Linked DNA regions of Homo sapiens: region 2 is linked to region 1. A link is a contact called in ENCODE Hi-C or POLR2A ChIA-PET data. All regions are on one chromosome and are shown on one strand. The core of a region is the stretch at or near the end of the contact, and the rest is flanking DNA. Distances in the headings are between cores, read along the strand shown. Region 1 has its middle 38 kb from the start of SOX30. Region 2 overlaps ADAM19 (ADAM metallopeptidase domain 19).

Region 1 (7,109 bases), core at 1,902-4,401:
TTCAGTAGAGATGGGGTTTCACCATGTTGGCCAGGCTGGTCTCGAACTCCTGACCTCCAGTGATTCCGCCCACCTCAGCCTCCCAAAGTGCTGGGATTACAATCATGAGCCACTGTGCCTGGCCTGAAATCGTGTTTTTGTTAAGGATTTATTGTAACCAGAAATTCTAAGAAGGAAGCTTCAATTATTTCCATATTACAGATAATATCTATATACATATATATATATATAGAAAAGGTATATAGACCTTACTCACCAATGGTTTTATTATGTGTGAGTATTTGAGTGGGTTTTTTTTTTCATTTCATTTATTTGTACTTCTATAGAGTGAGTATTGCTTTTAGATAAGGAAAAAAAACAGAAAATTAGGAAAAGCCAATTCAAATAATCTAGAAAACCGAAAGAGAGAACAAATACAGCACAATAGGCAAAGTAAGCAGTAATATGGTTTTTCCTTGACATTTGTAAGAATTCTAGGCCTTTTATTTAGCTTCCCACAAATTCACTGATTCATTCTGTGGCATTGGCCGGGTTCTTCCCATCTCTGGCCCTGTTTTCTATCTGTGGAAAGCAGATGCATGAGTTGGGCTAGGTCAGGGACGGCAAACGACTTTTATCTTGAGTACGAACCCCTTATCACTGCCCGGGACTGCCCAGACCACCTCTGTGATGAGAAGGAATGTCTGATAGAAGGTGAGAGCTCTGTGACCCACTAACAATGTCTGCTAGAGACATGAGAATGAGGAATGACCTAGAAAGGCTATCCACTTCCTGTATACTCCATAATGTAAAGGGCTCTTACAACTCTATGAATCTGGCACATCTTTAAGCAAAAATATTAATCTGAATTTGGAAAGTCATAGGGGTTGGGGGTACCTAACTACATGTATTCATTTTTGGTTAGGTTGCACTGAATGACTAATTTTCCATCTTACTTCACAGACCCCAAGACATAACTTAGGATTTACTAAAGCAGAAAATGGCCATGGTGGTGGTGTCTCAATTGTATTTGCACCCATTATGTCCAAGCCCAAGGACAAAGAATAGATCTGCAGCTGTTGTTTCAGCCTCTTCAACCTGAAACAATCTGAAAGCCACAGCTGTTGCAGGCATAAACCTGATCCTGGCTTTGTCCTTGGTTTATGTCTCATGTTTTGGGGAACTCCGAAAGCCACTCTACTGGGGTTGATTCAGAGAAGGCCACATTTATTCATTACCCTCCTGGAAAGCAGAAGTGCTAAATGCACATTTGTTAGTGGACTTTCCAGCATGGAGTGGGATCCATTCCTGTCTTGACTCAAGGCCCACAGAGGAGAGATGACATGCCTAAAGTCACGCATGAAGTTCAATCTACACCCAGCTTTGCCTGCAGGCAAGCAAACATGGATTCTTTGGTAAAAATCCACATCAGGTTGTCAGCAGCTTGTTATTTGGAGGAAGGGGCAGTCTGAAGGGCTTGACTGTATCTCAGCTGAACCACACTAATCTACCATAGCTTCCACAGAGAACAGCAGGCTGTTTTCAGGGATCTCAGCAACAGCTGTGCCTTCAAACCAAGACACTTCAGAAAAATGATCCGAAAGTGGGCCGGGTGTTTCAGCAGGATTTGGTGGGACTTTCCTACTCAAATGGCCCTTTGTGTGCTTTTAAAAGACAGGGCATTAACCTCGTGCGTGGCTAAAGCATGATGGATGACTTGGAATTCTCCATTTACATTTGGCTGGTGGCCACAGAGGAACCGTCAAAACGCCTGGGTATCGGATGGACAGTACCTGGCTTGTTCAGACTTGTTTCTGATGGAGTGAGTGGATCCCGAGGCTTTTGCTCTGCCCAGGTTTGATAAACTAAACATGGCCAGGCTGTTAGAAAGCTGACTCCAGGGTTCCTCTCACTGCAGCAAAATTCAGTGTCCTGAATCCATAGCCTCTTTAATCATCTTTGTTTATATTCAGCATCTTTATCTACTTCAGGGTTACTCTGATCTCTGCCCATTTGTTGCAAGATGTGTGTGGTCCTACCCAAGACTTGGGCAGCAGGAGCACAGGGCCTGTGCTCATGTAGCTTCTACCCAGCTCCATGAAATCACCTGCTTGATCCTTTTACCTTCTCAGTAAGATGCTTGGCAAGTGAGAGTGAATCTGGATCCGTCAGTTCTCCGGACAATCTTGTCAGGCCAGAGGGAGTCAGAAGTTGACCTTCTGCACCATGCTGGCACCATTATGTGAGAGTATGCAGCACTCTCAGGCAGGAGCTAGCTAGCGTAAATTATTAGGTTCTTTTCTGGCAGACCTGGGTCCTGCTCTTCCGTTTAAGAGGAGCTGTTTACGTCAATTGCTCCTCACTGGGCCTCAGTTTGTTCACCTTTCACTTGTGTTTTTCATGAAGCTCAAAGGAGAAAGCAAAGTGTTCTGAATGACTTTATACAAACATGAGGAGGTGGTAGTGGCCAGTACCCTCCTAACAATTGTCTCATCACATCTTGAGGAGAGAGAGAAGCTAAACACTAGTGCAAGTGGATACTTAAGTAAGATAAACTTATTTCCCTTCTAATCATTTTTTCAAGCTTGGCCTTGTTCTAGCAGCTTGGAGGATTTCAGCTGGGTGTCCCAGAGACATATAAAATAGAGCAGAGAGGGGAGGCATTGATCTATTGCTAATAACACAAGAGGGAAATACTGGAACATAACTACTGCTAATAATAATGACAAACACATTAGTATTTATTATCACCCAATACTGTGTATAATCATTAACCTTCCACAGCAATCCTGTGAGGTATGTACAATTATTATTCTTATTGTACGGAGAACTGAAGTTTGGAGAGGCGAAGTTACTTACACAGTGTCACACAGCCCTAAAAGTGATGGAGCCAGGAGTCTTTCCTAGATATGCCTGATCCCAAAGCTGATAGGTGAAAAATGTGCAGTATGAAAAGCATTCCCTGGGCTTCAAGATGATGACTGGCTTCTTTTTCTTCTTCTTCTTCTTTTTTTTTTTAATCATTATCAGGCAGCCTCCCAGCCAGAGTAGGCTCAGGGACTTCCTTGACTGGCTTCTTGCGTCACACGAGGGGCCTGTTTATATGTCCCTGAGTTTGTCCAGACTAATTCGCAATAAATAAAAACCCACTACCACCACAACCAAAAACAAAAACAAAAACCTTGAACTAGAGAACTGTTCAAGAACCAGTGAGGATGAGCCCTGCAGGAAATGGAACCAAAGACTCAAACACAGTCGGGCTCTATGTCTTCCTGTCTCTGCTTCTGTGTTGCGATGATTTGCTCCTCCCAAAGATGGGTTTTACCCAAACCCCAGAGAACACGGCCACAAGTAGATCCAGACTCACATTCTTAGAGAATCATTTTCCATGAGGAAAGCAAAATTGCCTGCCCTGGAAAGTCCACTTAGAAAAATCCTTGTGAAGGCTCTGACTGGCCTGCTGGGTAGGACACTGAGCCCTGGGCCAGTCACTGTGACCGGGTGCACTATTGTGATCAGCCGCACCAGAACCGGAGGATCTCTCAAAAGAACAGGCAGGAATGGGGGTGGTTATCACAAGCAGACAGGCAAGGTAGCAGGGATCCACTGTGCTCTGGCAGGTGGCAATGGAATTAGGGATGCCTTGGTGGCCCCTTTAATCTTGCAGCTAGCTACCTTTCATGTTTTCTTCCAATCCTAAGCTAGCTCAGGATCTGGACAGGGCGTTTGTATCTATGGAAGAAAGGACTTAACCTGAGAGTTCTACTTGACGTGGATCTTACCCCAGGATTGTTTGTCAGCAAAGTTAACGTGGTAGAGCAGAAAGAGTGCTGAGTTTGGAGGCAGACAGACTTGAGTTCAGGTCTTAATTCTTCATCACTTGCGGGGTGGTGTTGGATATGTTGTTTCACCTCTGTAAGTCTTCGATTTTTTTATTGGCTAAATAAAGATGATAACACTTATTTACAAGCTTGTTGTAAGGACTAAGTGAGATAATCACATAAACCATCAAATACACTGGCATATACTAGGTGCTTAATAAAGTGTACCTTCTACTAATTAATTCAACAAATATTTACTGAGTGTGCAATACATTGCAGGCACAGTGGTAGGTGTTAGGGATAATGCATCAAGCAAGAGATACAATGTTCCCATTCTTTTGGAGCTTCTAGTAGTGGGGGTTGGTGGGGAAAAGATAAGTGAGGAAATAAGACAATTACAGGTAATAATGAGTGCTTTGAAAAAAATAAAATTCTTTTTTTTTTTTTTTTTGAGACAAGCTCTCACTCTTTTGCCCAGGCTGGAGTGCAGTGGCACAATCTCGGCTCGCTGCAGCCTCTGCCTCCCACGCTCAAGCAGTCCTCCCACCTTAGCCCCCTGAGTAGCTGGGACTACAGGCATGTGCCACCATGCCTGCTAATTTTTGTGTTTTTTGTAGAGATGGGGTTTCACCACATTGCCCAGGCTGGTCTCAAACTCCTGGACTCAAGTGATCCACCTGCCTCAGCCTTCCAAATTACTAGGATTACAGGCATGAGCCAACACTTCTGGCCAGAAAAAATGAAATTATTTTTATGCTTATATGTATTATTAGTGTGAAAACCCTCCTGCAATGATGTTTGAACCTCCCTGTTCAGTCTCTCACCACTCATTTATCTATGTGTTGGGAACCGTTCTCAGAGTGCAACAATTGCTTCAAGCTTGACTTTGGAAAGGGACTGGACGATTAGCTCTTAAAGTGACATGAAAGAAAGGAAAGGAAAATGGGATGTTGATAGGAGGAAAATCCCGATGTTATCCCTTAGCTCCCAAATTCCTTTTTTTTTTTTTTTTCGAGATGGAGTCTTGCCCTGTCACCCAGGCTGGAGTGCAGTGGCATGATCTCCACTCACTGCAACCTCCACCTCCCAGGTTCAAGCAATTCTCCTGCCTCAGCCTCCCGAATGGCTGGGATTACAGATGTGTGCCACCATATCTGGCTAATTTTTGTATTTTTAGTAGAGATGGAGTTTCACCATGTTGGCCAGGCTGGTCTCAAACTCCTGACCTTGTGATCTGCCCACCTCGGCCTCCCAAAGTGCTGGGATTACAGGTGTGAGCCACCGTGCCCGGCCCCAAATTCCATTTTGTAAATCATTACCTGGTGGGTTTCAAAATCACCTCGGAAGACTTTAAAAGATACAGATTCTCAGGTTGCATTCCAAATATTCAAATGCCAGTGGTTCAGGGAATTTCTTTTTTTCCTCTTTCTTTTTTTTTTAAGTTTTGTGGTAATTTATATGGGCAATCAGACATAAGAAGCACTGCTTGCCAGCCAGCCTATGAATTCCATTAGTCAGGTTGAGAATACAGGGCTGCATCTGTTACTCTGCTAGTCAATGTATACTTCTTTTTCTAGTTCCTAGGAGAAGACATGGATCATGGTTGGCCCCCAGGGAGCTTAGATTCTAGGGGGAGATATAAACAAAATTGCTATGGGAACACAAAGCAGGAACAATTAGCCTTTGAAAATTAGAGAATACTTTCTGGAAGGAAGAATTCTGAATGAGTTAGAATTTGGTTCAGTTGCATGTGACACAGAATACAAGATTATAGTGGATTAAACTAGGTAGAAATATATTTTTCTCTCATATAAAAGTCCCGAGGAAAGTAATCCAGTGCTGGTGTGATGCTCCCATCTTGTTTTTTGACCCTCCTAGGCATGAGTCCTCTGTGGTCCAAAAAAGTTGCTCACATTCCAACCATCACTTCCATATTCCTGACAGTAGGAAGGACAAAAGGGCAGAGAAGGGCATAATCTCTCCCTTTAAAAATATTTTCTGGAAGGTGCACATGAAACTTCCTTTGTAATGTTATAGTCCAGAACTTAGGTACTTGGTCACACCTTGCTTCAGGAGATGAAACAAAGTCTTTATTCAGAATGGCTATGTACATAACTAAAAACTCAGGTTCTATTATTAAAAAAGAAAAGGAAAGCAGCCATTGGGAAACAACTGGTAGACCTCTACACTGAGATATGAAGAATGAGTAGCAATTAGGCAGGGGAAGTCACATAGTAAAGACTGTCCAAGGAGAACTAATGCGTATCATGTCCCCCTTGGCAGGAGGGACACCAAGAAGCACCCTTCTTTCCACATCTTCGTTCTCATCCTTCATGTTTTGATCTAAAGCCCTCCTGGATAGTGAAACCCCATCTATACTAAAAATATAAAAATTAGCTAAACATAGTGTTGGGGACCTGTAATCCCAGCTACTTGGGAGGTTGAGGCAGAATAATTACTTGAACCTGGGAGGCAGAGGTTGCAGAGAGCTGAGATCACTCAACTGCACTCCAGCCTGGGCAACAGAGGGAGACTCTGTCTCAAAAATAAATAAATAAATGAAAAATAACGTCCTCCTGGGATGAGTCTGCCGGCCCTAGCTATTCAGTGCTTGGATTTACAGTGACCTCAGCACAATACTGGCCTCAAAGCCCTTCATGTCACTGGAATGATGGCTGCTTCGAGAAAACCCCGCCTTTTCATCTGTCAGTAAGAGAACTCACTCTAAGATCTCATCATTGACATTTATCAGGACAAATTTCTGAAATCTCTTTAGAAGAAATGACAATCCCAACTCTTTGATATGATTAGTTATGGCATATCTGCCTGAAGCAATATTATACAAACATGGAAGGTGATCATTTATGAAAGCACGGAGTATGAGAAACAGCTCATGACAAAATATTGAGAAAATGCAAGACTGTGCATGTGTTGTGATTATAATCATGTGAAAAATGTGTGTGTATGTAAACAAATATTAGAAAGAGCATCATAAAATACAAATGATTACTGGATGGTTAAAAGCTTTTTCCTCCTTGGAAAATTCCCTTTAGTGTTGTTATGTTGTTTTCATAAATAAAATTTGAAAATAAGTCTTGCAAGCATTACGTGTTGTCAAAAAAAATTTTATGGTGTCAATGGTAAATATACATAAGAATCACCTGAAAAGCTTACTAAAAATGCATATTCACAGGCTCCAGCCCAAGAAATTCTGATTCTATAGGTCTGAGGAATGGCTGCATTTTTAACAAGCATCCAGAGTCATTTGTTAGAAGTGGTGCGTTGACCACATTTGAAAAACACTGCCAT
Region 2 (7,109 bases), core at 1,188-3,687, 72 kb before region 1:
GCAAGAGAGGGTCATCGCAGAGGGTCTCTAGAATTCCTCTAGAGTCACTTCCAGCTCTAAGTTCTGGGATCGCTCAGATTTCCCTCCATCCCCAGTGTGTGGTCAGAAGGCAAATGCCACAAGAATTGTCTCCTGTACTATGTCAAGGCCTTCAACTTCTCGCCTTGGACAAGAAGAAAAGAAGCCCAACAGGAAAATGTAAAAATAAAGCAAAGCACAAACCCCAGCTTTGTGAAGAGAAATTCTCATTCACATGGAAACTTTGGGTCAGTGGCTAACCTGCCAGAATCTGTCTCCCAGTCCTTTCTCTTTCTCCTTAGCATCTAACTAGTCCAAGATTTGAGGGAGGAGTCACCCATTTGCCTGAGGGAGAAAAGCTGTAAGCCTCATGAGGGCAGAGGCCAAGCAGTTTTGCTCACTGGTTTATGTCAGTGCTTAACATTTGTTCAATGAGAAAACCACTTAACTAGTTACCGAATGAATGGATGGATGAGTAGTTCAGTGTACTAGCAGCTTAGAGCATGGTCTGGAGACTGGAAAACTGAAGTTTTGATTCCAGCTCTGACATTCACTGCCTCTACGGCCGTGAACAAGTACATGTATGTCTCTGAACCTTTGTTTCCTCTTACACAAAAAAGAGGATGATATACTCATTTGATAGGGCTGTGATGAGGATCAAACAACATAATAAATGTAGCAGACTTAATGCCATGCCTGGCACAAAGTGGAGCTGGGTAAAAGTTAGTGATAATCATTATTGCTTTCAACAGGGATTATGACAGAAGAACCCAGAAAGTTTCTCTCTCTAACTTTCCCCAGCCATGAACTCTCCAGTACATCACTTAAGAGAGGTGGTAAAACGCAATGTGCTCATTCCTGCAGCCCATTTCCTGGGTTTGCTTTCACAGACTGCGCCATGTACAGCTGGTCAGGAGTTCAGAGTTTAATAGTTCATTCCAGGTGCCAGTGGGGAAGTGTGAATTTTCCCACAGAAAATGCACTCCTGGTAAAAATATTCTCAGCCTCTTCTGAGACTTAGCAAGGGGGGAGAAATCATTCACCCAGTGACATTACCCCATCATCACAGGCCTCTCTGACCCTCAGCACTGAAAGGAACCCTAGAAATCATGTAGTCAAACCCCAATTACACTGTGAGCTCCCCAAAAACAGGGACCTTGTGTCTTTGAAGTCTTCTCCCCGGCCCCCAGCACCTAGCAAGCAGGCAGTACATGTGCATTCTGTGAATGAGTGAATAAACTCGCAAACGAATGAATGAACCTTTTATCTCGTGTAGGAATCTGCCAAATGGCTATTCACCACTGGACACCTCCAGGGAGAGGCTACTCCTGAGACTACCCACTCCATTTCTGACCACATACAGTAGTTTAATGTTTTACTCCGGATTAAAAACTACACCTCTGTCACTGGCACCCACAGGCCTTCATTCTGGCCTCTGAATCTACATAAAACAATCCGCTTTCATTTTCCACCTAATCACCCTTTCTGAAGCAGCAATATCAGCATCATCTAGAAACTAGTTAAAAATGCAAATTGCCAGGCTCCACCCAGACTCATGAATCAGACAGAAACTCTAGGGTTAGGGCCAGCCATCTGTTTGAACAACTCTGCAGCTCCCCCAAGCTAGGTCCACATACGCCCATGTGTCCAGGTGCTGCTCTCAGAACCAAAGGACGCTGCTGTCCCACAGAGAGGAGGGCACATGGTCACTGAGCAGCCCGGCCCAGCCCAGCTGCCCCATTCTCTGACCACATCTTGTTCTCATCTCCTCCCTGACGAGGGGCTGGCTCAGCAGACCGGCAGGAAGCCGTCTCTCACCATTGGATTGCATTAGGATTTTCAGGAAACGACTTGTGAGTGATGTGCATCCAGGAAGAGAAAGGACTGTGCAAGATTTCCCATTCCGCCCACTCCTTTTTTCTAGCTTTAAAAGAAAAGCAATTTCTGTTCTACCCTGCTGCCCCCTGCTCTGTCTGCTCTGTGCTCAGGAGCCCACGGACAGGCAGAAATCAGTAGGACACTCTGCCATGTCTCGGCACCATCATAATAATAGCCAGCACTAGAGTTGAGCAAAATCTGGGTCATTTAGATTCCAAAGTCCCTGAGCAAAACCTGCATCTTCAGACTCCCACCTAGGAAAATAAGCTACCCCCAAATACCGGACATAAAACATTAGGTCACTCTCTAGGGAAGAAGAACTGGAACCTGTACAAGCAGCCAGGCCCTGAAAGTACACTGCAGCCTGAAAACAGCTCAGACCCGTCTTTCCTAAGGCTCAGAAGCTTCAAACTCAGGACAATTCCTTTAAGTTCTATTTATCGTCAGACAAATTTCAAATGCCTCTCTAGGCTAAACCACCCTCTAGAGAGGAAGGAGCAGTGACACTAAAATGAATTTGCAAAACATCTTCTGGGAGCTCAAACCTTCTTCCTCCTGCTTCAGATAAGCAAACCAGTGAAGATAAAGTGATAACAATTTCCCATTTACCTTGAAAAACACCCTCTGCAGACGAGCTCAGCATAGGCGAGCATCACTCTGCTCATCTCAGTAGCAAGTTTTGCTGACACCTCCTTTCTCTGGGCCTTTCTCTATCTAATTCTTCCAAGAGTCTCCAGGCATTTATACCCTGATGATGCCTTGGGAGGTCCACTTTTCTGGTCTCTCTTATTTCACCTGGAGGGTCTTCATCCTGCCTATGTTAGTAATAATGTTCTCACCATGCGACTTAGCCCAACAACTGCACAACACCTGGAAAGACTGTTCAAAAATACACAATCCCCTCCCTTTTCTAGGGAAGGATTAAGAAATCTGTATTTTTAATAGTTTTTTTTTTTTCAGGTGATTTATGTTTTCGGGTTCTGGGAATTATTCTACTCCATTTGAGCAATTTTAACATTTTTAATTCTTTTTTTTATTTCTAGCCTCCTAATCACCTTCCAAAAGTCTAAAGATGGTGCTAACCCAGCATAGAGGGAAAGTCGGAATGCTTTGGTTTAAGCAGCAGCTGCACTAGGCAACTGCCCTTCCAAAGCCTGGAAATGAAGCAAAAGATGACTATGGTTCCTCTCAATGTCACACAAGCGTACAGCCAGGGCTGGGTGCAATGGCTCACGCCTCTAATCCCAGGACTTTGGGAGGCCGAGGCAGGTGGATCACACGAGGCCAGGAGTTCCAGACCAGCCTGGACAACAGGGCGAAAGCCCGTCTCTACAAAAAAAAATAGCCAGGTGTGGTGGCGCGCACCTGTAATCCCAGCTACTCAGGAGGCTGAGGCAGGAGAATCGCTTGAACTCGGGAGGCGGAAGCTGCAGTAAGCTGACATTGCACCACTGCACTCCAGCCTGAGTGACAGAGCCAGATTCTGTCTCAAAACATTAAATTAAAAAACACTAAGGGAGCACAGCCAAGCCTTAGACTCTCAGAGGCCTGTCTACGGTTCTCTGGACTTTATGGGAAGAGTGTGGCTTTGAAAGATGTACTATTTACAATTAATTAGGACAGCCCTTGTTCCACTCTGTAAAATCAGATGTTAACTTGTAAAAACTTAATAAGATACAACAGAAATGCAAATATTTCCATCTAGTAGAAAAGATAACCCCAAAGGTTATGATTTTACAGCCCCTAGGATATTAACTAGTTTTGTGTCTAATTTAGCAATCTTATCTCAGCATTCCTTTTTTCACTATTAAATACACACACACCGCCACACAAATACGTCTTAGTTTCCCTTATCCAATTTTAAACCAGTTTTATCATCTTGCTGGTTAGCCCATTAATTAGATAAATAAAACTTCGAGAAGTGCTCACTATGTATTTGTATAAAAATTGTTTTCACGTGAGCCACATAAACCCCCTCCATTTTCTAGACTGCAAAATGAACAGACTAATAATCACCATCAGTATCACAGCGATGCTGAGGATCAAATGAGAAAATACATTCAAATCCTAGCTCTTATAAGTCGTGTGAATTCAGACTGGTCAGTAACTTCTCCGTGCCTATGGTTTCTCATCATAAAATGAGGAGAATGACAAAATCTACTTCACAGTGCCCCTGTAAGATGTTAGAATAGTGCCTGGCATATAGGAAGATCATATGAACAAATGTGAAAGAATTATTTGTAAAGTAGAAAGTATTTGTGCTTTACAAATATTGCTATCATTTTCTCCAGCACTAGCTATATATACACGTGGCAAAATCTTGATCATTGTTAAATCTAGGTAATGGGCATCTGAGGTTTATAATACTAGTCTCTCTCCTTCTGGGTTTGTAAATTTTGACAATATTTTTTAACTGGCTAGGTGATACGGTGCAAGTCACAAACTACTCAGCCTCAGTTTCCCTTTCTATCAAGCAGAAATGGCAATGCCCAGGACAGACAGGTACTGGAAAGTGTCTCTGAAAAGCAGAGTGCTATTCTAATGTCATGGCCTGCACTAGTCTAGATTTGGGACAAAATAAATTCAGTGAGTATTGTTTTGTTTTCTAAGATGCTGAAAGAAAAGCAGGGAAGAGACAGCCAGAGCTGCTTCAGAACCAAGATTTCTACATCAGTACTCATTCCACCTCTGACTCCAAAGGAATGGAAACAAACCAACGTGCCAAAGGCATGGCCCTAAAGCCAAATAAGGGACTGATGAGTCCAGGGGGCTGCAAGCAGACACATTCCTTTATGAGGGAACAGAAAGGCGAAGGAAGGGGGAACTTTGGAGGTTGCTCCTAGAGTAAAAAATTGGGACCTCCTCCTATCCCAGGGACTCCCTTGAATAAGCACCATCGTTGCCAGAGGACCAGCTTTGGAAGCAACACTCCGAAGGCAAAAATGGCGCCATCCAGAAGCCTGGCAAAAGGCCAATGCTACTCAGTATGTTTTCTTTAACTTCCTATTAAGGAAGTTTCCAAACAATGCGTTAAGTCAACACTCCCTTTCACCAACCACTTCCCACGACATCTTCTCCCAGTCCGCACAAGACCTGGCACCCTTCCGACCAGTTTCTGGTCCTGTGTTTTGCTTTTACATTATATACCAAAGGATGTTTGGATGAGCACCACTGACTCCTTTGGCCAGCAGGGTCTTTACTTAATCCTCTTCAGGCCTCCCTCGTGGCTGCCTCTGTGAAGATGGGTAACCTCTCTGCACAAATAGAGCTGACTTCTTGAGATCAGACAACTTAACTGGCAGGGACCTGCGGGGCCCTCAAAATGGCTCACCCAAGAAGAGTTCACAAATTTGTTTTCCAGTGTCCCGAATAGCCCATTATGTGTATTTGTTGGAATTAGATAAGAACAGTTCGGGGAAATGAGGTGCTACCTTTAGAATTTCTGAGAAAAATCTAAAAGCGAAAATGGTGAGTAGGAACAACTTCTCTAGCAACCAGTTTTTGGTAAATAACCACAGTGTTGATCAGATTAGCCGATACCACAGAAAACCTGAAGGGAAAGACGAATGTAAGAGGGTATGAGGAAACTGCCATATCATAAAGAAAAACGGTGTGGATAAGACACAGGGGAAATGAAGAGAAGGACCCTCTGAGATCACTGGAGCTGTGAGAATATGCTTAGAAAAAAGGGAATAAGCGGACCACTCCCTGAAACTAACAAACAAACATAAAACAGGTAGGTGAGGACCACAAACCAGCCTGCTAAATGTAGGTGCTTAGCCCTTTTTAAGCTCTGATTAAATATCCCAGTAACTTTCATAAACTTGCCCAATGTTTCTTAGCATACTAAGACACAGACCGCACCCAAAGCATAAGTCAAGGATGTCAGAACTTGGAAAGCCCTCATAGATCATAGTGGATACCTATTGTCAGAGCCTGCCCAGCATCCATGCCACCTTCTTGAGATAAACAGTGGCCCAACTTGCATTTAAAGAAATACTCCCCTCTCGTTGCATTGCTGACTAGGGCACCTGGAGTTGGTCAAGATCCCTGCCCTTGCCTGGCCAAATGAATGCTTCATGATATGCCTGGACAGTCAGATCTCATCTCAGAATTTCAAGATGATAGTACATGAAGGGACCGTCTATTCATTCTAGGATCTCAACCTTTCCAAACCTTAGTTTTTCAACTTTTCCCTCATTCTATGCGTTGCCCCATATCCTTTCCAAAAAGATTGTTTAGGAGAAGCGAGGGTTAGTGTGTAAGTTACAGAGTCTACCGCAATGAAACATTATTTATATACCACCCTCTCTGCCCAACCCTGACCTCCACTTTTACAGATGAAGAATCTGAAAAAAAGCAAAAGCAACTTGCCCAGCATCACACAGTTTTTGTTTCTAAACCCATCATTTCAATAAACTAGAGTAAGCTAAATGTCAGTGGTAGACAAGCCAAGAGTTGGGCCATCCAGACACACCCAGTAGGCAGAGAGAAAGGCTCTTCATGCAATCTCATGAATAACTGCATATTAAGCAGTGTAATGTGGTACAAACTGCAGGCCACCTGGCATCAGGAGGCCAGAGTTTCTCACAGCTTGATTTCGTCACTATTTGCTGGGGGTCCTTGATCAAGACGCAGCACCTTTCTGAGCATCAGGCCTTGCAGGCCCTGCACCTGCAAGTCCACTTGCACCCTCCACAAACATGTATGGAGGTCCGTGATGTGCAGGCACTATGCTAGGGGATGGGGCTTCAGCAGCCAGTGAGGCAGGCCTAGGTTTCCTGCCCCTCTCCTGGCTTGGCACCTGCAGCTCCCAAGTGCTTGGCAAATGCTGACACCATGCAGAGGGCAGGTGTCACTGTCTGGTCCCCAGAAGGCACTGTTTCACAGCTCATCTTCCTTCCTGGAACAGCTGCAAACCAGTGTGGTAACCAATTTCTAGTTTCTCCTAAAAAGCTGTCTACACAGTTATGGAGAAGGGATGTATATGTGCACGCACACGTGTGTGCATGCATGTGTGCGTGTTGAGAGCAGAGAGCAAGGCCAGTCTAGGGATCAGGAATTAAGGATACTCACTCAACATGGCTGCCCTCCTTCTCCAAACCCATATTCCTATCACCATATCCCTGAGAGGCCAGTTTGACCTTTGCATTCTTACCCAAGCCCCAAATCTAGCATCAGTGAGTCAAGAGATAAAGAGCTTCTAGAATACA

The links. A loop is a pair of places that touch in the nucleus more often than their neighbours do. ChIA-PET counts read pairs that join two places held with the same protein, here RNA polymerase II (POLR2A). Pooled maps may share reads with other maps.
Region 2: a map with no recorded cell type shows a loop between it and region 1 (3-fold over the local background). The contact joins two enhancer-like sites. A Hi-C loop is called at or near these places in 7 of 168 maps with a recorded cell type or tissue (B cell, CD14-positive monocyte, CD4-positive, alpha-beta T cell and 3 more), 4 of 37 single-sample maps with no recorded cell type and 13 of 50 pooled maps. POLR2A ChIA-PET finds 5 or more read pairs at or near these places in 12 of 52 experiments (AG04450, B cell, CD4-positive, alpha-beta T cell and 8 more).

Annotation. Positions count from the first base shown.
Region 1 is chr5:157,610,585-157,617,693 of GRCh38, forward strand. No RefSeq gene overlaps it. Among named protein-coding and RNA genes, the nearest start is that of SOX30, 38 kb to the right of the region's middle. RefSeq lists enhancers at 1,033-1,112, 1,293-1,352. Within about 2 kb of position 3,152, at least 3 of the 41 ENCODE cell types and tissues checked have a DNase peak (open chromatin) inside an H3K27ac peak, as active enhancers do; they include CD4-positive, alpha-beta T cell, where a contact is called at or near this core.
Region 2 is chr5:157,539,419-157,546,527 of GRCh38, forward strand. The region is part of intron 3 of ADAM19 (ADAM metallopeptidase domain 19); the gene reads right to left. Among named protein-coding and RNA genes, the nearest start is that of ADAM19, 33 kb to the right of the region's middle. RefSeq lists enhancers at 1,359-1,478, 1,619-1,718, 2,129-2,188, 2,349-2,458. Within about 2 kb of position 2,438, at least 25 of the 41 ENCODE cell types and tissues checked have a DNase peak (open chromatin) inside an H3K27ac peak, as active enhancers do; they include CD4-positive, alpha-beta T cell, where a contact is called at or near this core.